Regions from separate parts of the Mus musculus genome. Here regions 2 and 3 are each linked to region 1. Evidence: chromatin loops called from intact Hi-C (ENCODE). Cell type or tissue: heart. All regions are shown on one strand. Links, peaks and the distances in the headings refer to the core of each region. The heading gives the core; the rest is flanking DNA.

Region 1 (7,584 bases), core at 2,371-4,870:
CCCTTTAGGAAGGAGCAGCATCTTTATCAGATCTGATAGGACTAAAGGCATGCACCATTATACTTGGCTAAATCTATCTGATTTTTAAAAATGATCTGAATTGTTCCTCAGACTTTTAAAGCCATTTTGAAGAACAAGGCTCTCTCTTACTGTTAAGATGTCTAAACCAAGGACCTAGTCTTAATCCAGGAGGGATCTACTTTTGGATTTGGCTTTCTGCCCAAGTGGCCATCTGCTTTTAAGTCTGTCCCACGACTAGAAAGCCAGACAACGTTCCCAACAAACAAAAACACTGAGAAATTCTTGGAAGATCCAAAAGCGGATGAGTGTGGAAGTCCCAATTAAAAAGCGAATACAAACACTCAAAAGAAAAGTGAGGCTTCCATGTAAGCCCTTGGAATTAGCCCCGCCCCAGTGTGGAAGGGGCCATGGGAAGGCAGGTAGGTGGCAAGTCACTTGCTGAAATGGTCTCCTGAGGGTGTGAGCAATGAGCATGTCTGATGTCGGCAGAAGCCATCAGAGAGGTTAGTAGCCCATCTAGTGCTTTAAGGCAGTGCTTCTCAACCTTCCTAATGCTGTGACCCTTTAATACAGTTCCTCATGTCATGGTGAGCTCCAACCATACAATTATTTGTGTTGCTACTTGATAACTGCAATGTTGCTACTGTTATGAATAGCAATGTAAATATCTGATATGCAGGATATCTGCTTTGCGACCCCTGTGAAAGGGTCCTTTTTTTCCCCCAAGGGATTGCAACCCACAACTTTTGAGACAGGCACGAAACTCAGCAAAAGAATTGAACAAGATGCTAGGTGGTGGTGGCACACACCTCTAATCCTAGCACTTGGGAGGCAGAGGCAGGCAGCTCTCTGAGCCAGCTTGGTCTAAAGAGTAAAACCCTGTCTTTAAAAAACAAAAAAAAAACAAAAAACAAAGAAACCAAAAAGAGCAGTGAGTTTAATGACCACCCTAGACAGGGTCAGGCCACCTGCCAAAGCCTGCCTGTCACCTGCTTTGCATGGCTCAGACCTGGCTCTTATAGTTTGCAGTCAGTTTATTGATAAAGGTGAGAGACCAACTCTTTTAAGTTCAGACTCCATTTCAGAGATCTTGACCTAAGTTTGGAACTCAAAGCCTGTATCTAGTATTAGTTTCCAAGTTACTCCCCCCCCCCAAAAAAAACCCTGAGCTCCAGTTTCTAGGCTAACCCCGACAAGCTACGTCTCCAGGTTAGTCTGCCCCAACAAATCCAGTGTTTCTAGGTTAATCCCCAACAAGCCTGCTCCCTGCCTAACAGCCACCACTGCAGAGTGAAGCAGAAGTTAAGTTCATGGTTTGACTCCAGCACCAGCCAATTATGTTAAAGGACATAGTAGCACTTCCTGCCCCCACCCCCACCCCCCAATTAGAAGCTTGCCATATTGCCCTTACTTGCCACGTTCTATAAATCCTTGCCCTGATAAGTGTCCGGAACTCTTCTCCACCAAAACCGTGCTGCAAGTTAATGGTGGGCTGAGCCCAAGCTAGTCGAATAAAGATCCTGGTGTGATTGCATCGGATCAGCTCCTGACTGGTCTTTCAGCCCCCTTCCTTTCTGGTCTAGATTCATTTCTGTTGCTGTGATAAAAAATACCTTGACCAAAGGCTGCTTAGGGCAAGAAAGAGCTTATTTAGCTTATAATTAATTCCCCGTTATGGTCCTTCATTAGGGAATCCACAGCAGAAGACAAGTCATATCATATCTCCTGTCAGCTGAGGGGAAAGTGGGTTTTTAACCTCTTCCACTCTTATCTAGCTGTTTCCAGTCTTACCTAGCTGAGGACCCTGCCAAGGGAATGGTGCTGCCCACAGTGGGCTAGGTTTTTTTTGGTTTGTTTGTTTGTTTTTTGTTTTTGCTTTTGTTGTTGTTTGAAATGTGGTTTCCCTATGTAGCATAGTTCTAGCTGCCCTGGACTCACTTTGTAGACTAGGCTGGTGTCAAATTCACAGAGATCTGCCTGTCTCTGCCTCCTGAGTGCTAGAATTAATGTTATGAACCACCAGGACCGGCCTGGGCTAGGTCTTTTTACATAGGTTAACATTAAGACAGACCTCCACTAATAAACTCACAGGCCAAGCTGGTGTAGAGGATTCTTCCATGGGACTCTTTCCTGTTAGGTGGTTTTAGGCTGTGGAAAAAGTTGATTCAAAACTGACCAGCAGGCTTCTGTAAAAAGAACTTCAGTCTTGAACTGCGTTGTAGCCCAGCAGCAGAAAACATGCTCTTATCAGTTAACAGTTTCCTTAAACAGGAAGGTAAACAACTCAAAACAAGCTTTAGGTAGTCCCTGAAACCGACAGGATTCACTAGGCCCCTCCCCAACAAAGCAAGCAATAAAAGCTGAGAGTTCCCCCTCCAAATAGGGAAGCTAAGCTGCAAACATTCTGAGACCAGAGCAGGTGCCTAGAAGAAGCAGAAACCAGCTGAGCCACCTGGAAGAGATTTAAACCAACTGAGGCACCTGGAAAGGACATTCTCCAGCCTGCTGAGCTGCCTGCAGGCTGTGTGGTGTCTCCAGGTTCCCAGCTTTGTGAGCTGTCTCCCATGCTGGGTGGGCTTTGGTGACATGGCTGTCTTTGAGTCATTTCTGTTCCTATAAGTAACCCCAGTGATTCTCATGGTTCACCAAGTTGGATTTTCATGGTATCCATACTTTGGTCTGTTAGAGGCTCCCTCTTGTGTATAGCATCTGCCCAAAAACTTTATCATACAACACATGCTTAGTGTGTACAAACAAGGTATTGGGCTTAATCTCAGGAAAGCAGTGGTGGTGGTGGGGTTGTCCATTTGCCTCACTGTAATTCTGTATGCCCCACATTCTGTATTCAGTCACGATTACAGTTTTATTTTCACCAATAAGAAGGCTGTGAAGTCGGGCAGGAGAAACGGCTCAGCAGCTATGAGTCTTTACTGCTCTTGCAGACAAAGGATGGGAGCTCAGTTCCCAGCGCCCACGTGGCAACTCACAACCCTCTGTAAGTTCAGTTCTAGGGGATCAAATGCCCCCTTCGGGCATTGCATGGGCGTAGTGCACACATCTCCGTGCAGACAAGAAATCCATATACATAAAAATCAAAATAAATACATCTTTTAGAAAAAACCAAAGTAGAGGATGTTGTGAAAACGTGTACTTCTTCTAAACAGAAGAGCCTGGAATTGAAGCTCTGAGGTCTGCTCATTTCTGCTACAGAACCTTCTGCCCTGACCTTCAGCATGGGCTGGTGCCCTGGGTTTCTTAACTCCCCACCCCCATGCGCCTCCAGGGCCCAGTGCCTTTTCCATTCCCAATCATTTACCTTTAGCACCACCTAGTGGAAGCATTTAGTATAATCGGCTCCAGAGAAGTCCCTCTGTGGCGGGGGCTTCTGTGTTTGCGTCCCAGGGCAGGCCTTGTGAAGAGGAAAGACTGCATGGCACTTCCAGGCCTTGCCCCGCTGTCTCCTGGAAGGTATTCAATAAGCCTTGTCCCGTGGATGAGACTTACAGCGGAGGTGAGATGCGGAGGCTCGCTTCAGGACAGTGTGTAGAAAGAAGCACTTGAAAATTCCCGAGTGGGGACACTCTCCTAGGATAGGCTGGAATCCAGAAGTGACCCTTGCCCGGAGGCAGCCAGAGAGACTCAGAATGCTACAGTGGTCCTGACCCGGAGGCTGGCAGGTGGGGAACCAGTCTCTGGGAACAAAACTGGCAGGGTCCAGCTACTTGAGGCATGAGCGCAAACACAGATCTCATCTTCGCCTCCCAGTTCTGCACCAGCAGCTTACAGACCCTGTAGAGGTGGGGCTGAGGGACCAAGAGGACATTTCAACCTGGAAAGCGCTGTAAAATCAGTCATCAGTGGGCAGGTCTTCACCTGGCACCCTTCCAGGAACAGAAGCTAAGAGAGCTGCTTGCTCCCTGGTAGGGGCCTGGCTGTCTATTCTCCTGCTTCTCTTCCCGCTCTCTTTATGGCAAGTTTCTTACACGCACAGCCCGCCTCCGGCTCCACCCCTTGTGTCCTCATACCGGGCTTAGCTCCTCTTCTTCACCGTGTAAAACTGTTCAGTCCGTGAGGAGAGAGCTGCCCTGAAACCTGTAACTAGACGATGCCTCCCTGTGCAACCCTTCTCTGAAACGACATTAGCAAGCCAACGTTTGTTATTAATGCAAGAGTAACCTCAAGTCAGGACCACTGTCCAGAGCATGTCTCTTCACCCAAGAGCAAAACCCAGGTCCGAGATTCAGTTTCTCTATTGAGTTGGATTAGGGCAAAGGGTTGGAAACCAGATCCATTCTATCAGACTGGGAAAGCTGGCCCCACTCCTCACCTTCCAGCTCCCTCCACACCCCAACCCCAAAGTATTGCTTTCAGCATAGATAGCAGGAGCCAGCTGAGAGAGAGAATGCAGATCTACCCCAAAGCCAGGCCTTGCTCCCCACTTCACCTACAGCCCAGGTCTCTTGTTCTGCTTGGTTTTGTTTTTGCACTTGGCCTGTGTGCTGTGGAGAAAACAGACTTTTATAAGCTGCATGGGGTGCATGGCCCTGGCTTGTGACAAACTCTGTCCCCTCCGCAACACCCACCCCAGCCCCTGTGCTTTTCACACATCCTCTCTGCAGACAGCACCCAAGGCCTTTAGAGACCAGGCAACCAGACAGGCGACTTTGTCATTTTGTAAGCCCCCGAGACCTGGGAAGTGGGAGACTGGGAATGCCACACAGGGCCTTCACATGGCACTCCGAGGTCTACACCCAAGTCCTGTGGAACATAGAGGAACCACCAATGGTTGAGAGGCTGGGTCAGGTACTCAGATCCTCTGAGCCCCACATAGTTAGCCTTGGGGCCCGTGGGAATCCTTGGCTAGGAGTTCCAACTGCGGTGGCCTCTATTTGACAGGCTGCATCCAGATTCACTTTTCTTCCTGAACTCTAGCCCAAAGAAGATGGAAAGTTAAACAAAACAAGCAAAAAACCAAAACCGTACTGTTCTTGCAGAGGACTCTGGGTCAGTTCTTAGCGCCTCCATGACAGCTCCCAACCATCTGTAACTGCAGTTCTAAGGGGGCCAATACCCTGTTTTGACCTTTAGGGGACACCAGGCACACACATATACATGCAGACACAACACTCATACACATACAATAAATAAATCTAAAAGTAAAATGGAAAGGACTCTGGCCTCTACACTGGTTGTTGAATTTTCCTTTCCAGTTGCAATTGCTTCCTCGATAGGAGTTCCTGGGGAATAAGGGTGACAGGCCTTCCATGAGTCTCCAGAATCACACTGAGGAGGTACAGGGAGCTTTGAGATTGCCCCAGAGAGGGGCTGTGATGGTTTGTATATGCTTGGCCCAGGGAGTGGCACTGTTAGAAGGTATGGCCCTGTTGGAGTGGGTATGGCCCTGTTGGAGTAGGTGTGTCACTGTGGATGTGGCCTTTAAGACTCTCATCCTAGCTGCCTGGAAGCCAGTATTCTGCTAGCAGCCTTCAGATGAAGATGTAGAACTCTCAGCTCCTCCTGCACCATGCCTGCCTGGATGCTGCCTCGTTCCTGCTATGACGATAATGGACTGAACCTCTGAACCAGTAAGGTAGCCTCAATTAAATGTTGTCCTTTATAAGACTTGCCTTGGTCATGGTGTCTGTTCACAGCAGTAAAACCCTAAGTAAGACAGGGACCTAGAAGTTGGGAGCCACACATTGATGAGCTCAGACGAGAGCTGTGCAAGGAAGCCAAACCCCTGTGACATCAACTCTGACATTAGGCTGTGACATGGTGTGACAGGATACAAAGGAGAAAGAAAAGTGACAAGGTCGGGCTTTGCAACCATGCTTAGCCCCTGAAGGCAGGAGAGCCAGCAGGTAGAGCCAGCAGCTTCCAGGCTGTCTGGACCTGTATTAGTTAGGGTTTCTACTGCTGTGATTTTTTTTTAAGGCTTATTTTGCCCTATGACTTATGAGCCCATTATCCAGGGAAGTCCGTGCCAGAACTCAAGCAGAGCCTGAAGGCAGGAGCTGATGCAGAAGCCTTGGAAGAGCGCTGCTTAGTGTATTGACCCTCACGGTTTGCTCAACCTGCTTTCTCATAGTCCTCAGAACCACCAGTCCGAGGATGGCACTGCCAACAGAGAACTTGGTGCTCACACACTTAATTGTCAATCAAGAAAATGCCAACCCGGGCTTGACCACAAGCCAATCTGATGGGGAGTCTTCCAAAAGGCTCTAGTTTGTGTCAGGCTGACATGAAACCAGACAGCCCAGGGCCCAACACAGGCCTCCTTAGGACTCGCCTGCTCAAGCTCTCTCAACTCCACACACCCCTGCTCAGCCCAGGAGGAGGGCTTGTCAAGGACACATAGAATTGTGAGTGACAGTGGCACCTTCCTCAGGCAAAGCACCAGACCAGCCTTGTTTTCTTTAAAGGAAGAAAAAAATCTCAGCAGAGCAGTAGGGGCACATACCTTTAACCCCAGCACTCGGGAGGCAGAGTCAAACGGATCTCTCTGAGTTCGAGTCCAGCCTGGTCTACAGAGTGAGTTCCAGGACAGCCAGAGCTACACAGAGAAACCCTGTAGAACCCAAACCTCCCAAATTGTGTGCTCCCCGCTCTCTCTCTCTCTTACTTTTCTCTGTCTCTCTGTGTCTCTCTGTGTGTGTGTGTGTGTACACACATGTACATGCATGCATGTACCCTCAGAGGCCAGAAAAAAGCAGCAGATCCCGTGGGAGCTGGAGTTAGAGGTCGTTGGGTACCAGGTGTTGAGAACCAAGCACATGACCTCTGTATAAGTAGCATAGTATCTATCTCTTTACCTGCTCCATCACCTCTCCAGCCCTGAGAGACTCGTGTCTCCGGAGGAGTGCCCACACTTGGGATTTCCTATCCTTGCTCCAGTGACCTTCCCACTCACTCACCTGAAATATCTCGTATGATAATGTTAAATGTCAATTTTACAGAATTGACAGTCACCTGGGAGATGGGTCTCTGGGCATGCTAGTGGAGGTTGTCTTAGTTAGATTAATGGGCAAGGCATCAATCCCTGGCTGGGATCGTGGATGGTATAAAGGGAGAATGAGGGCTGGACAGCAAAGCTGTCTTCATTACAGTCCTCTTCCTGAGGGCAGATGGAGGAGGAGCCTTCTTCCTGCTCCTCCTCCTCTGGTCACCTTGCCCTTCATGCCTGCTACCACATTCCCATCTTCATGCCCCGCCCCCCCTCCCGGAACTGTGAGCAACTTTCCTCCCTTAAGTTGCTTTTAGAGCATTTTGTCACAGAGGTGAGAAACTAGCCAGACAGTGGTGGCCTTTAACCCCAGCAGAGAGAGAAGAGCTAGACACAGGGGAGGATAGAATGAGCCAGAGAGGAAGCAGGAGACAGAAGATTAGAACAGATTGCCAGGGTTAGACTGAGGTCAAGCAGAGCATTCAGGAGAAGCCCAGAGAAACCAGATTGAAGAGTTTTGACCCAGAACAGCGGAGTTGAACCAGCCAGAGCTCAGAAAGCACTAACTGGGAAGGGGTGAGCTTATTCAGCAGTAAGTCTCAGAGGCTGAAAACATTCTA
Region 2 (7,584 bases), core at 1,995-4,494, 310 kb before region 1:
CTAGATGCTAAGGGCACTGCTCTGGCCCCACCTCTTGAAACACACTTACACAGGTAGTCAGAACTCCTGGAAGCAGTGATATTTCCAAAACGAAGAGATCCCAACAGCCCAGAAGGCTGCTCATGAAAGGAGCTAGATGAGCCACCTCAGCATATGCTGAGCTGATGCACTGGGGACTCAAGCTGGAGCTCTTCAGAAAACACCCGTGATTCTTTTCTTCCTTTCTTTTCTTTTCTTCCTTTCTTTCTTTTTTGGTTTATTTCAAGACAAGGTGTCTCTGTATAGCCCTGGCTGTCCTGGAACTCACTCTGTAGACCAAGCTGGTCTCAAACTCAGAAATCCACCTGCTTCTGCCTCCCAAGTGCTGGGATGAAAGGCGTGCACCACCACTGCCCAGTGAGCATCCTTCCAAGAAGCCTGTCCTTTGTGCATTGGGCTGGACTAGAGCCTTGGCTGCAGTGGTTGCTCAAGGCTTGAATAAGGAGCTCCTGGGAGTCCATATCTGCCCCCAGCTTCCAACCCTGCCCTCAAGTGAGTCCTCCTCCTGATAATTCCCTACTCCAGCCCAGATGTCCACTCCTTCATGCATGAAAGAGTTGCTCTGTCTGAAAAATTGTTATCATCTTTGTGGGTTTCACCCCACAGACACAGAAAGTTATTTTATTTTTTTCAGACAGGGTTTCTCTGTGTAGTCTGTCCTGGAATTTACTTTGTAGACCAGGCTGGCCTAGAACTTACACAGTAGACCAGGCTGGCCTAGAACTCAGAGACCCATCTGCCTCTGCCTTCCCAGTGCTGGGATTTTTAAAAGGCATGAGTCACCAACCTCCAGCAAACTTTTTTTTAAAAAGGTCTATTTATTTATTATATCTAAGTACACTGTAGCTGTCTTCAGACACACCAGAAGAGGGTGTCAGATCTCATGATGGGTGGTTGTGAGCCACCATGTGGTTGCTGGAATTTGAACTTAGGACCTCCAGAAGAGCAGTCAGTACTCTTAACTACTGAGCCATCTCACTAGCCCCTCCTCTTCCCCCAAGCAAACTTTTTAAAAATGACATTTATTTATTTTCTTCTGTGTTGGGGAAGAGGGTCTGGGCCTGTGTAAGGAGGACAGTGTGTTACAGCTCTGAGGGGAAAGGCTTCCCCAGTGGAAAGACTGAAGCTCTGATGGGGGAATGTATCCTGGCATTCCAGAGCCAAGGAATATCATATGGTCACACCATACAAGGAACCTTATACAGAGATTTATCAGAAAAGACCCAGAGGGTGGCTGCCTCTGCTTACATGAAAAGCCCCAAAGAGCTGAGCAAGAGACAGATGTATACAGGGTTTCTCGGGGGTAGAGTTTTCCAGGGTGGAAATTTCCAGAGTGGGGCTTTAAAGGCAAGCCCAGGGATTTATGGTTTTCCAGCTCAGGAATTGGTAGGTTTTAATGAGTTCCTTTACTTTCCAGACAGATACGCCAGAGGGTGTGGTATATATGTTGGGGTCCAGCTGTGGTTCATCTCCTCTGTTTTCTCTTTTTCAGGATGTCCAGATGTCACTGTACACCAGGTGGGCTCTGCAGGATCCTGGTCCAGCTGGGAGTGTGTGTGTGTATGTGTGTTTTGTGTGTGTGTGTGTGTGTGTGTGTGTGTGTAGGCCTTCTCTTACAGTCTTCAATGAAACAGCTCTTGAAACAGTTTTAGCTTGTGCACAAACCAATGGGTGAGCTTGTACTCCTATACTTTATTTGGGGTAAACCAGGGCGATATGAACCTTAAAGAGTGGGAAGGGCTTCTTCTTAGGGTGAAGTTTCACTGGCTGAGGCTTAAGGTTTCTCATTTTCATGGAGAGGGGTTCCAGGGAGTTGAACCTGTAATTTCCCCGTAATTACAGTTACATTCCCCAGGTAGAGTGTAGATTGGGCTCTCCAGATCAGGCAGAGAAGAAGTCCAGCAAAGAAAAGGGAGTCCTTGTTTTGTTTTGTTTTAAGATTTATTTATTTCATGTATGCGAGTACACTGTCACTGTCTTCAGACACACCAGAAGAGGGCATCAGATCCCCATTACAGATGGTTATGAGCCACCATGTGGTTGCTGGGAAGAGCAGTCAGTGCTTTTAACCCCTGAGCCATCATCTCTCCAGCCCAGGAGTCCTTCATTTTGTGCTGAGCTCAAGAAAGCTGTCTGGACACTGTAGACTACTACAACCCTAGTAATGAGGTGCAACATCAGGACCACTTCTGCAATGGGTTATCACATCCAGAATGGTGGGAGGAGGGGTGCCTGTGTCACAGATATCTCAGATTACAGTCTGCGGCTGTTCTCCCTGTCTTTCCTCCCCTCCCTCCCTTACTACTTCCCTGCCTTCTATTCCCTTCTTTACTTTCCACCATTCCGTCTTTGCTGTGTAGCTTTGGCAGCTGTGTGCTGCCTGCTAGGATGCTTTGAAGACTGTGATATCCACGAGTTGGGCAGCATCTCGTTCTGTAAAACAGAACATACGAAGAGACTGGCTGGGCAGAGGAGGTGGACTCTACAGGCAGGAAAGAGCCAAAGGAAGCAGAAGGAGGAGCAAAAGCAAATTGCTATTTTCAAGGTGGTTTTCCTAGCGGAGTTAAAACAGGGTGGGGGTGGGGACGTCCTATCACATCCCCCGCAGCCTCGGAGCCCCAAGGAACTGGACCCTCCGTTTGGGTGCTACGAACCTTGGATTAAGAGGCATTTATCTTGAGAGGTTTGCGCTTTGGTTTGGTTTGTTGAAGCTTCCTGTAGAATCTCAGTCCAAAACAGCAGCGACTGGACAATATTACCTCTGAGCATCCTTCTCTGTAGGAAATAGTCCCTGGCGTGTTCAAAGGGTGATGGAACCCAGAGCTACAGTTTAGCTGTGGTTCCCAGGTAGGGGGAATTTAGGAGGGCTAAGGGTGAGACTCCCTACTTTGGGGGGTGGGACGCGCCGGCGCTTTACACCCCATGAATAGCGGCAGCAGTGGGCGTCCAGATAGCTGTGTTTCGGGTCATCACAAACTGAAAATAAGTATTACGAACCAGAAGTAAAAAGGAGCCATGGAGATCATCAGCCTGGTTCAATTAAATCCTAGACGATCTCCACAGTTCCTTCTCTTTTCAGTTATACGCTTAGACTGGCAACAGGTGGCGCTGCCCAGTCCATTTTACTAGAACAGCCTCTATTTCTGATCTCCTATGTCGCTTCTACAAACAAGACGTCCCCGGGATGTCTGAAAGCACTGCCCAGAGGGTGTAAGTCTATCTAGCTCGGGGGTGAGGGGGGAATTTTGGCACAAAGCCGTGACCCTGTCTCTCCCATGCTCTCCCTGGGTGCTCTGAGGTTTGTGGTGAAAGCCAGGTCTTCATAGACTGCCGCAGCTGGGAGTGGCATTGGATAGCTCCGCTGGCAACCTGATTTCTGACTAGGCCTAGAACACCCCAGGTTCTCATCTGTCTCCAGTATGGACTAACAGACCCCACATGCAATTCTCTGTAAATTAGTCTTAGAACACTAAAGTTGCAGCCGGAAGTGGTGCCGCACCCCTTTAATCCCAGCACTGGGGAGGTAGAGACAGATACCTGAGTTCGAGGACAGCCAGGGCTACACAGCGAAATCCCACCTCCTTAGGGGAAGAATCCAGCCCAACTTCTCTGACATACCCAGGTAGACACAAGTCTATGATGTCCATGCCTGCTCTGCTCGTTGAAACCATTGCAAGTTGTAGACATTTGCAACATGCAAAATGATGCTGTGTAGTTTCATCCCCTCCATGAGTCCTGGGACCCCTCTTGTCGGCCCCTTCTGAGAAAGGGTCTTGTGTATTCTGGGCTGGTCTCAGCCTTGATATGTATCTGAGAATGACTTTGAATTTAGGGTTCTCCTGCCTTCACTTTCTGGGTGCTAAGATTACAGGATTACAGGTCTATGTCACCATACCCAGTTGAGACCTAGGACTTCTTGGTGGTAGTTCCAGGTTGGGATTTTGGGTCCCTGATGCAGCTGAGAACGCACAAGTCTTATGTTATCATCAGAGAGGTCAGAGTTGAAATCTTTATTACGATCTCAACAGCCCTGCCTTGTATGTTTTTGATATGGGTTTGGCTGAACCCATAAACGAGGAATCTTTGGTTACAAAGGCCAACAGTAGATCCAGGCATGTGGGCCAGTTTGTAGAATGTTTGCCTAGCATGCATGAAGCTCTGGGTTTGAACCTTATTCCTCCATAAAATAGGTATAGTTGGTGCGTGCCTGGAATCCTAGCACTTGGGGATGTGGGAGAGGCAGGGGAATAAGGAAACCAGACATCTTTGACTATACAATAAGCTTGAGGCCACCCTGAGCCACAAAAACAAAACTACTACAAAGCCAACTGTAAGCGTACCCAGCTCCAGGGTGCGCAGCTCCTGCTCGGGTCAGTTGCTCTGGGTAGTCAAGCTTTTCATGGGAAGTAGTTCCGTTTGCAGATAAAGAACTTGTCAGAATGGGAGGAAAACACAAAGAAAGAGGAAACTGGCCAAATGGGCAAGACCATGGCACAACAGAATGAACCACGGACACACGCAAGCACGCATGCATGACTGTCTCTTCGTGGAGATGGGCATCTGCCCCTGGGGAAGGGAGGTGGGAGAGGAGGTTACTGTCACTGTGATAGAAGTCAGCCTCTTTGCTAAACAGAGCAAACAGTGAAACGATACAGTTTCTACATCCACGCTGGGTGTCTACTTAAACCTCTCGTCGGCCTTCATCTCGCAAGTGCTGCGATTTCAGGAGTACACCACCATGCCTGGCTGTTCCTTTTTATCCCTGCCCACTTCCCTTCCTGCTGACCTTAAACTTGCAATCTTCCTGCCTGAGCAGAGACTGAAGCTGAGTGCCACCATGGCCAACTCTAACCTCCTTAATTTTACCTCAAATCCAAGTGTCTGAGTGATTCCTTTCTTGGCTTATAAGACTCCTTTGCTTCTTCTTATAGGCAGTTCAAAGATAGATGAATTTTTTTGTTTGTTCTGATATTTGGGGTGGGGTGGGGGTTGGGGAGGTTTCGAGACAGGGTTTCTCTGTATAACCCTGGTTGTCCTGGAACTCATTCTGTAGACCAAGCTGACCTTGAACTTAGAAATCCACCTGCCTCTGCCTCCCATGTGCTGGGATTAAAGGCTCATATCATATACCCCAGTCACACTCTTCTCCCACCCCTTTATATCAGCCCTCCACTCTTGCAACCTCTCTCCGTGCCCCCCCCCCAATAAAAATAAACATCTCAGGCTGGAGAGATGGCTCAGTGGTTAAGAATACCAACTGCTCTTCCAGAGGTCCTGAGTTCAATTCCCAACAACCACATGGTGGCTCACAACCATCTGTAATGGAGTCTGGTACCCTCTTCTGGTGTGCCTGAAGAGAGCAGTGGTGGTGTACTCATATGTATAAAATAAATACATCTTTAAAAAAAACATCTCACTGAGGAGGCTGTGGTGTGTCACACGGTATACCAAACAGGTTCACTTGCAAATGTTTATTGCAATTGAGTCATCGGTCTGGTCCGAGGCCTCTGGGTTCTGCTCCACTATCCACCCTTGATCTTAATCAAAAGGCTGGGAAGCGATCTGCTCCACTATCAGTACTGGATCCTCACCTGTGTCGTGGGGATCCTGCAGCTTTGGTTCTGCAGGACCAGGATCAGCCCCTTCACAAGCCCCAGCGGTTCGCAGATAGGAGGGATGCTGGAACGGGACAGCTCAGAGCCCTGGCTCCGGATCTGGTTGGGAGCTGAGTTGGTTTGCCCAACAGCTCTCCAGCATCCACACCACCAGGGCCAGCTCTCCTGACATGCCCCAGCTAGCTCACCTAAGACCGAAGCCAGCAAGGAGATGAGCCAGATTTCCTGCTCCTACACCCTTAGGGCAGCTCTCTGAGCCCAGGGCCACCAGGGCCAGCTCACTGTGCTGCCCAAGCCAGGTGTGGATCTGCTCTCCCAAGTGCTGCTGGAATTTAAATTCATTGACCAGGCTGGCCTTGTACTCATAGAGATCTGCCTGCCTCTGCCCCCTGAGTACTAGAATTAGAAAGGTGTGTAGCCCCCATGCCCTGCACAGCCTGAGGGAACTGTAACCCCAGAGGGTGCTGTGGCTGGCATGAGACTCAGCTGCCAAAATCCACATGTGTCTGCTTGGTCTGCTCATATCTCACTTGTTGAGATGGCTCACTACCTCATGACTAACGTCATGACTGTTGGTTATAACATGCTATTTTTAGAATTGAGGCTTCCCACTGAAGGATTTTTGTTTTTGTGTTTGTTCTTTTGGTTTTTTTTTTTTTTTTTGAGACAGGGTTTCTCTGGGTAGCCCTGGCTGTCCTGGAAGTATTTTGTAGACCAGGCTGGCCTCGAATTCAGAAATCTGCCTGTCTCTACCTCCTGAGTGCTGGGATTAAAGGCATGCACTACCGCTGCCCAGCTCCATTGAAGGCTTAAGTCTGACAATATCTTGTTAAGCTGCACACACAGAAGGAGGGCTTAGATGGTCCTCAGGCCTCCTGGCTCCATCATTTGTCTATCTCCTCGCTGTCTTTATGTTTTATCAGTGCATTCTGGGAAGTCACGCCACACAATGGACTGCATTTATTTCCTCCCTTCCTTTGAAGGGTGTGTGTGTTCACGTATCTGTGTGCACAGGTAGAGGCCTGAGGTGGACACTGGGTATTCTCAATTACCAACCTATCGTGTGTTTTAGACAAGGCTGAAGCCAGAGTTCCTGGATTTGGCCAGCAAGTCCCAAGGACACTCCTGTCTCTGCCTCTTCAGCACAGGGTTTCTGGTGCAAGCTGCCATGCCTAGCTTCTAGTGCTAGGGACCCAAACTTGGTTCCTCAAACTTGTGCAGCACCCACTGAGCCATTGTCACAGCCCCTGGCCTGCAACTGACAGAAAGTTCTTGTGACAGGCATGGCTGACTTCTCTCTTATAGAACAATAGATGCTTAAATCTATTTAATTTTTTAATAATTTTTCGTATTTATTTTTATGTGTATGAGTATTTTGTCTACATGTATGTATGTGCATCACATGAGTGCCTGGTACTTGTAGAGGTCAGAAGAAGGCTCCCCATGATCCCATGAAACTAGAGTTATAAATGGTTGTGAGCCACCATGTGGGTCCTGGGAACTGAACCTAGGTCTTCTGCAAGAGCAACAAGTGCTTTAAACCACCAAGCCATCTCTACAGCCTTGCACTAGACAGTTAACTTAGTACTTGTTTTCTTAACTAACAACTATTTTTCCCAGCTCCTCTTGCAGCTACGGCGAGTATAGCCTAGTCAATAATGGCAGAAATGTGGCCAGTCCTGGTGGCAGACACCTTTAATCCGAGCACTCAGGTGACAGAGGCAGGCAGATCTCTCTGAGTTTGAGGCCAGCCTGGTCTAAATCTGAGCTCCAGGCTACATAGTGATACCTTGCCTCAAACTCACTCATTCACTCATTTATTCATTCAGGGCTGGAGAGATGGCTTAGTGGTTAAGAGTACTTGCTTTTCTTCTAGAGAATGGGGTTTAGTTCCCAGTACCTACATAGTGACTCATAATCACCTGTAACT
Region 3 (7,584 bases), core at 1,995-4,494, 710 kb before region 1:
ATCTGGTCAAGCCAATGCTAGGAGCCACAAGTGTCACATAATTCAGGTTTGCAGCCATACTTTCCCTTCCAGCTCTACCCTTACACCACATATCTAAGGGCAGAGTCACGCATAGCAGTACCCAGGCTAGCAGGGTGAGGTGGCCACCATCCCTGCTTAACAGGTATGAATATTCTCCTCTGATGAGGCTCTAGGTGCATGGAGATTGCTCTACATAAGACACTATGGTGACCATGGCACCTTGCAAGAGTCAACTTCCACCTTCATTAGGTGGATCCAGCATCCTAAGGAAACGTGGCATCAGTCGTAGATGAGGGATGAACCACATCAGTTTAGTTTAGGATTAGAACATTCTTCTATCTCTGTCTTAAGGGCTGATCCATGTGAGGATTATGTTAGGGCTAGAGGGGTGTCCCAGAAGTGAGAATCTGGGTTAGGTTAACCTTATCTTACACTCTGGTACCTCTCTCCTCCCTTCCTTGTGTCCTTCAGTCCATCACCCACAGGCCTATCAGCTAGTATAGCCTTAGTCATCCACTGCTCCAGTTTTGTTGTTTTTTGTTGCCCAGGCTGAAGTTACAGAGGGTCAACACATAATCTCTGCCACTCCTGTCACTTCTAGTCCATGAATTACATGCACACACATGTGGTGTGCATGTAAGCAAGTACTCCGGGCAGTGTACTCTACTCCCAACACCTTCCCTCCTCTGGGTTCAGCAAGATCCTAAGATGCTGCCCCAGTTCCTTCTACGTACTGTCTCCACCATAAAACCCAATGGCTTTTACTGAATTGTTGACTACATCATCACTCCCATTAGTGTCTGTCCTGGTCACTGACTCTTCTGTGCCATTTTTGCCACCCCATACACATCCAGACCTTTGCCTTTGGATCTGTGACTAAAGCCCAAGTGTTCACACTTGGGAACTGGTGGGTGGTCTAAGGTGTTCTCTTCATCTTTACCAGCACTCTTGCTACTGTGTGTTGGTCACACTGGTTCCTTAAAGGCTACCTGTAGGCTGATCAGCTCTTTGAAGCAGTGCTGAAGCTGAAGTGGAAGAGCAGAGAACTTACAAGTGAAGCTCCCCAGCAGATAGCAAGAACCAGTAAGATCTGCCACAGGAGCTTTCTGTTGTGTGTTGCTTGTTACTGTCCTCAGAGCCTTAGATATGTAGAGCAAATGCTCTACCACTGAGCTGCATCCTCAGCATGAGATCTGTTGCCTTGTGGCTGGGAAGTCTATCATAGAAGTTCAGCAAAGGACCGTTACTCGATACACTTGCTCAGCAGTGACCTAGCCAGAACCAGTACACCTGTCCTCAGTTCCTTGAGGTACAAGACCTATGTAACACCAAGAGATCTGATCTGCCACAGCACCTCTTTTCCTGACAGAAATGTTGCACTAGACCCTAACATTCCTGCCCCACCCCCATCAAGACCTCCTCCAATAGGATTAATGGCTTGGGACTTATGACTTCTGCTGTGTCTGATTGGATCTCATATCTGAAGCACAGCCTGCCCTACTTGTGTTTGTCCTTCCATACTTCTGCTCTTGGAAGTGCACCATCTTCAGGTCCCGAAATCTTTCTTTTGGAGGTTTGTGGATTTACTGTGTACTGCTAAGGTCACCACGACCTATGCTGCCTTCTATCATGAACTCCCTCACTTTGTACAGACATGTTCTCAAACTTTACTTGCAGCAGGCTGCCTAACTCAGGAAGTGGCACAGGACTTGGAGGATAGCAGACAGGTCAGTTATCCATCAAGCCCACCACATGCAAAAGAGAGCTGTGGATATGACCATTGGCCACAGCCCAGTCTGCAGCCCCATGGCTGCTTCCAGGATTCGTTGGGGACCCCTCTTAGTCCTTACTCCAGTCACTCATGAAAGGAAATACTAACATTGCCTAGGCACTTTGTTCCTTACAAAGGAGCTAAGGCTGCCCTTTGTTCTCTTGTGCTAAGCCAAGCTGTTAACTGGCAAGCTAGAGCAGTAGTTCTCAATCTTCCTAATGCTGCAACCCTTTAATACAGTTCTTCACACTGTGGTGACTACCGACCAAAAAAACCATTTCATTGTTACTTCATAACTGTAATTCTGTTGTCATGAATTGTTAGTATCAGATATGTGACTCCTGTGAGGGATCATTTGACCACAACACACAAATGAAAAGGGATTTCAACCCACAGGTTGAGAACCTGCTGTGCTAAAGCGTGAAGGTGGAAGGAAAAATTGGCTGGGCAGGCTAGGCTCCATGGCCCAAGCACCACTGGCCCTCTTGTTTGCAGAAAATGATGGGCTGATGACAAGGAAAGGCTAAGCTACCTAGTTATGGTAGCAAGTGCTAGTAGAATGGCCTGTGTGAACAAGCAAACAACAGTAAAAGGAAGGCAGTTGGAATCTACATAAATCTTTAGAACAAGTCTGAAGTCATTCAGTTGATTACACAACCTGGAACTTCTCAGATCTGGTCACTGTCAGAGAGAACTGACATCTAAAGGATGGTCCAGTTGCTTTTTGAACAAAAATGAATCTTCATTTACCTTTACTTCTTGTGTGTCAAGTCTGCCCCCAAGTCATTTTAATGGCATATGGAGAGTGGTATTCCCCTTATGCCAGAGGCCTGTGGTTAGGATGGGCCAACCACAAGGAAAATTAAAGAGTGAGGCTTGTGCCTTCCAAGGCTGGTACTTCTGTGCCAGGCACTGCTGTTCCCACCGCACGTGCCAACTCATTAGTTCTCCCCAGGGTCCTCAGAGGCAGGTGTTTTCATGCTATAAGAGCATAAGTGACAGCAAGTCAATGTGGTATTGCACTGTACCAGACTACTACTTGATCTGAGCAGCAATTCTGTACTGCTTGCACATGATAGTTCACTGATGGCCAATACTGACTTATTGCTTTAGAAAAACTCAAACTAGCCATGCTTTGGGACCCATGTCACGGGGTTAAATGTACAATGTACTGGTGGGCCCTCTAGACACTCTCATGAGACACTGAGCTTCAAAATACTGTAGCTATGAAGTGAATTAGGTCTACACTTGAGTCCTGTAGGCTTCAGAGAGCCCTATATGACCCAAACACTATTGTGAGAACTCTAGACCAGTTACGAAGCTGTAGTAGCCAGCCAGTGAAGTTCCATTAAGAGGAAGGTTTGATCATTTTTATGACATTTCTTCGTTTGGGGAATAGCCATGTCAATGGAAGGAAACTTCTAATTCCCAGCTCTACCCACAAGAGTGTCAAATATCTAGCTTAAGAAATGGGTAGCCTCTTGAGCTGCAGTCCCAACAACCATCACTGGGGGGAGCCAGAGATTACAGGCAGGGGAAGCTGCAAACTCATAGGAGTTGTTTAATGGGCAGTTTCTATTTTGCAAGATGAAAAAATGTCAGATCTTAGTTGCAGAACATAAAGAAAATATTCACACTTCTAAAAAAAATCACAACTCTAAATTTTAATATGCTTTTAAAAGAGAGCCTAGAGAAATGGCTCAATGGCTAAGATTGCTGGTTGATCTTCCAGAGGACTCAGGTTCAGATCCCTGCACCCACATGCCAGCTTACAACTGTTCTGTAAATCTAGTTCCAGAGGACCTTCTACAGGTACTAGGCACACAAGTAGAACACAGTCATATATAAATAAAAATTAAAGGTTTTTATGAAGTCAAGTACATTTTTATTTAAGGGATTTGATTCCTTTGCTGTCCATCCAGGTCATCTGAAAATACCCCCTTCTCCAAGGAGATCCAGTTGTGCTTTTCATTTACATTTCTAATGTTATCCTCTTTCCTGGTTCCCCCTCTGCAAACCTCCTATCCGATCCCCTCTTACACTGTTTCTATGAGGGTGCTCCCCCACCCACCCATGCCTCACAGGCCTAGCATTCCTCTACACTGGGGCATCAAGCCTTCACAGGACCAAGGGCCTCCCCTCACATTAATGCCAGATAAGGCCCTTCAGTTCCTTCAGTCCTTCCCTTAACTCCTCAGTCCAATGGTTGGCTGCATCCACATCTGTACTGGTCAGGATCTGGCAGAGCCTCTCAGAAGACAGCTGTATCAGGCTCCTGTCAGCAAGCACTTCTTGGCATCAGCAATAGTGTCTGGGTTTGGTGCCTGCATGGATCCCCAGGTGGGGCAATCTTTAGATGGCCTTTTCTTCAGTCTCTGCTCCACACTTTGTCCCTGTATTTCCTTTAGACAGGAGCAATTCTGGGTTAACATTTTGGAGACGGGTAGGTGGCCCCATCCCTCAACCAGGGGGGACCATGTCTAACCTCTGGATATAGTCTTGACAGGTTCTCCCTCCCCTTTGTGGTATTTCAGCTAATGCAATCCCCATGGGGTCCTGGGAGGCTCTTGCTTTCCTGGCATCTGGAATTTCCTGGTTGCTACCCCCAGTTCCCCATCCCCCATTGCTATACACCTCTTTTCAATTTCCTGATCCTCTGTGCATCTCCTCCAATACCTGATTCTGCCCCTCTTTTCCCCCTCCTTCTTTCTTCCTCCCAAGTCCCTCATACCCTCTACCCCCTTGATTATATTGTTTAGAGTATTAAAAATAATCTACATACATACATACCTATCAATATGGCTAACATAAAAAATATCTCCACACGCTGGCAAGGATGTTAACAGGAACTCCCATTCATGGGTCATAAGAATAGCAAAAAAAAAAAAAAAAAAAAAAAAAAAGGAAAAGAAAAAAGAAAAAGAAAAAAAGGAAGTTTAGCAGTTGCTTATACAACATTTCTTTACCATATGACACACTGATCTGAAAACGTGTGCTTACACAGAAACCTGCACAGTATTTATGGTAGCTCTATTTATAAGTGCCCAAATTGGAAGCAATAAAGATGTCCTTTGGCAAACAGGAAGTAGGAAAAACTGGGCATATCTAGACAATAGAGTATTTTTTTGGCAGCAACAAAAAAAAAAATGAACTTTGTAGCCATAAATACATGAAGGAACCATAAACATGTATCACTAAGTTGGAAACAGCCAATCTGAAGTGGCTATACACTGTATGACTAACTATACACCACTCTAGAAAAGGCAAAACTATGATGATGATAAAAAGACCATTGGCTGTCAGGTTTTGGAAAGGAAGGGAGAAGCAATTGGCACAGCTGTATTAGGGTAGCGAGCTGTCCTGTAAGAAACAGTAATGGGGGTGCACGGGTGTTATAAGTTTGTGTAAATCTATGAAGTATCCAGTACACAGCATAAGGAGCAAACCTTGACATAAATCACAGACGTAAGAGGCAATTATGAAGTATCACAACACATGTGCTACTCCAGAGGGCCACACCCACAATGAGATGAGCTGCCACAGGAGGATGCAGGTCCATAGGAGCTTATCTTCTGTCCAAAGCTACCATGAACCTAAAACTGCTTTCACAAAACCTATTACAACACACATGCACTGACCTTATAAACTGCAGGAACTGAAAGGCAGAGACAGCCACGGCACTGCCCAAGTCAGGAAACTGCCATCAAGAGGAACTGAATAGGGTCACTGCCCACTCAAGTCATTTCTGAATCTCATCAATAAAGCTGTGCTCAGGTCCCACCAGCAAATGGAATGGGAACAAAAGAACAAAAGGGAAAGTGACGAACATCGGCTGTCAGGAAAATATTTTCCTCAAGACACCCATTCTTCAAGTTTTATGGCTTAGTCCATGACACCTGAAATCTATCAATTTCATTTTAACCGTGTTAATCCAGGTTACCAACAAGAGACGCTAACCAGTTCAAAAGCCATCATTTCTATTCAGGTCTTGTCCAGCTGTCTGAGCACGGTCCCACAGCTGACACAGCACACAGCTCAACACTCATAAACCATCCACATGGGTGTGGTGAGAAATGGACCACACTGCTTGGTATACCCATAGAGCAAAATTAACCTGCCATTTCTGCAACCCCAAATTGATGAGCACATTAGAACTGATTTATAATTGCTTACTTCCAACTCAAAGGAGTATTTAAAATATTTGTTTTCTTTAAAAAAAATCCATTAACATTACATTATACTTTTACAATCCTCAAAAATCAATGCTGATTCAGAATATGTCCTCAAGTCAACTGCAGAAAGTCAGAATGGGCCCCACAGGAGGCAAAGAACCCTGGGGTTTGGTTTCAGGCTCTGCTGGCAAGGACCACCTTGCCTTCCAGAGGAAAAGGAACAAAGGGATTGGGACTGATGGTAGCCCCCTGGGGAATAGAGCCAAAGACTTCCTGGGAGGGCCATTCTGGAGAAGGAAGAGACACATTCACTTAAGAGTAAATGAAAAAGGACACAAGGTTAAAATGAAGTTTATTACGGTTTTGTTTTTTTTTTAATTTTTTTGATTTTTGTTTTTTTAAATAAAACTGTTTGTAAAACAGCTATTTTATCCCCACGGCAGAGTGACCCCTGAAAGATGCACATATCCCTTCTTAAGGCCTTAACAAGATTTTTTTTGTACTTTTTTCTTTTTTTAAAACTCATATTTAAAAATTATACAATTTACAAATCAAAACAATACAACATAAAGAATCACATAGCATGGGCAACATATCTGACAAGTCCCCTTTCCACTCTAAAAAATAAAAGCAATAGAGAAGTGTTAAAGTGGCTGGCTCTGGTCAGCTTAGTGCACCCACATGGCTCACGCCACAGTTCTCTCCTAGACTCTGCTTGTTTCAGCAGCAGAGGCCTGGGCCTCCATGGTTTCCATGGATGCTGTGGGTCCCCACAAGGGTACCAACTACATGGAATGTGCCAAGGAAAGAGGGCGCCAGAGATAAGCCATTCCTTGGGTACACCTACTGCTGTGGGGCTACTCTACATACTTGGTGGGGCCACAGTGATCCAGGATACAGCCATGATGTTGGGGCATCTGCCAATTTCACCACTACCACCCCACCCCCCGCAAAAAAAAAAAAAAAGGAGGGAAAAAATAAAAATAAATAAATAGTGTTTCTGGAAAGAAAAAAATTTATTTGTGTTTAAACATCATTCCCCACACTTTTGAAAATGACCATCCCCATTCTGTCCCCCTCCCTCAAACTTCCCCTGTGAGACAGATTCTAACCAAGGGAAGGGTGGTTGTCATTTGTCTACTCTTTCAGTCCAGGGTCTAGTGTTCACTGAATTGTGAGACAGGCTAAAGATCAAAGCCACACCCCATCCTTTATGAGATGAGTTTGTTCAGTTCAATTTCACATTTAAATTTCATTGTCATTGGAACAAATTTTGAATTAACTAGATAATTTTAAAATAGAATCAAAAGGGATAGCGCACCTTTCATTTAAACAAAGTCTTTCCAGACTAAAAATAGATTTATATATATATATTTTTTATCCCTCCCTTTTAACTCCCCGTTTCCCCATCAGCCCTCCCCTCCCCCCTCCCCCACATTGTCACTATGGAGATTGTGTCCATGGAAACAGCCATTCCAACATCTTGTATCTTTCTTTTCCTGTGGTGTCACCAGTTTGAGTGTGATGTGAGAACATAGGAAGGAAGTGCTGGCATGGGCAGGCGCAGCGCAGCGGGGGGTGCAGGGCAGGGCAGGGCAGAGTGGGGTGTGGTTGCACAGC

What was found. Hi-C counts contacts between places; a loop is a spot of excess contacts. Peaks named below come from ENCODE experiments on the same cell type or tissue, not always from the same donor. Only the 100,000 strongest peaks of a DNase experiment are listed, where the experiment ranks them.
Region 2: it touches region 1 in a loop (9-fold over the local background); 18 of 42 quality-filtered maps call a loop at or near these places.
Region 3: it touches region 1 in a loop (5-fold over the local background); 9 of 42 quality-filtered maps call a loop at or near these places.

What each region holds. Positions count from the first base shown.
Region 1 is chr15:83,514,988-83,522,571 of GRCm38, forward strand. It overlaps a transcript of Ttll1 not described here. Among named protein-coding and RNA genes, the nearest start is that of Ttll1, 7.9 kb to the left of the region's middle. In heart, for the core only: a CTCF peak has its summit at 3,364 (motif pointing left); DNase peaks (open chromatin) are centred at 3,354 and 3,834; H3K4me3 peaks cover 375 bases; H3K27ac peaks cover 1,171 bases.
Region 2 is chr15:83,207,246-83,214,829 of GRCm38, forward strand. No RefSeq gene overlaps it. Among named protein-coding and RNA genes, the nearest start is that of Cyb5r3, 39 kb to the left of the region's middle. In heart, for the core only: CTCF peaks have their summits at 2,034 (motif pointing right) and 3,132 (motif pointing right); a DNase peak (open chromatin) is centred at 3,176; H3K4me3 peaks cover 1,052 bases.
Region 3 is chr15:82,802,148-82,809,731 of GRCm38, forward strand. Tcf20 (transcription factor 20) reads right to left here. Exons shown (of 5, transcript NM_013836.3): 5 at 6,475-7,584. Among named protein-coding and RNA genes, the nearest start is that of Cyp2d26, 12 kb to the left of the region's middle. In heart, for the core only: no CTCF peak of the experiment used is centred there; a DNase peak (open chromatin) is centred at 3,324.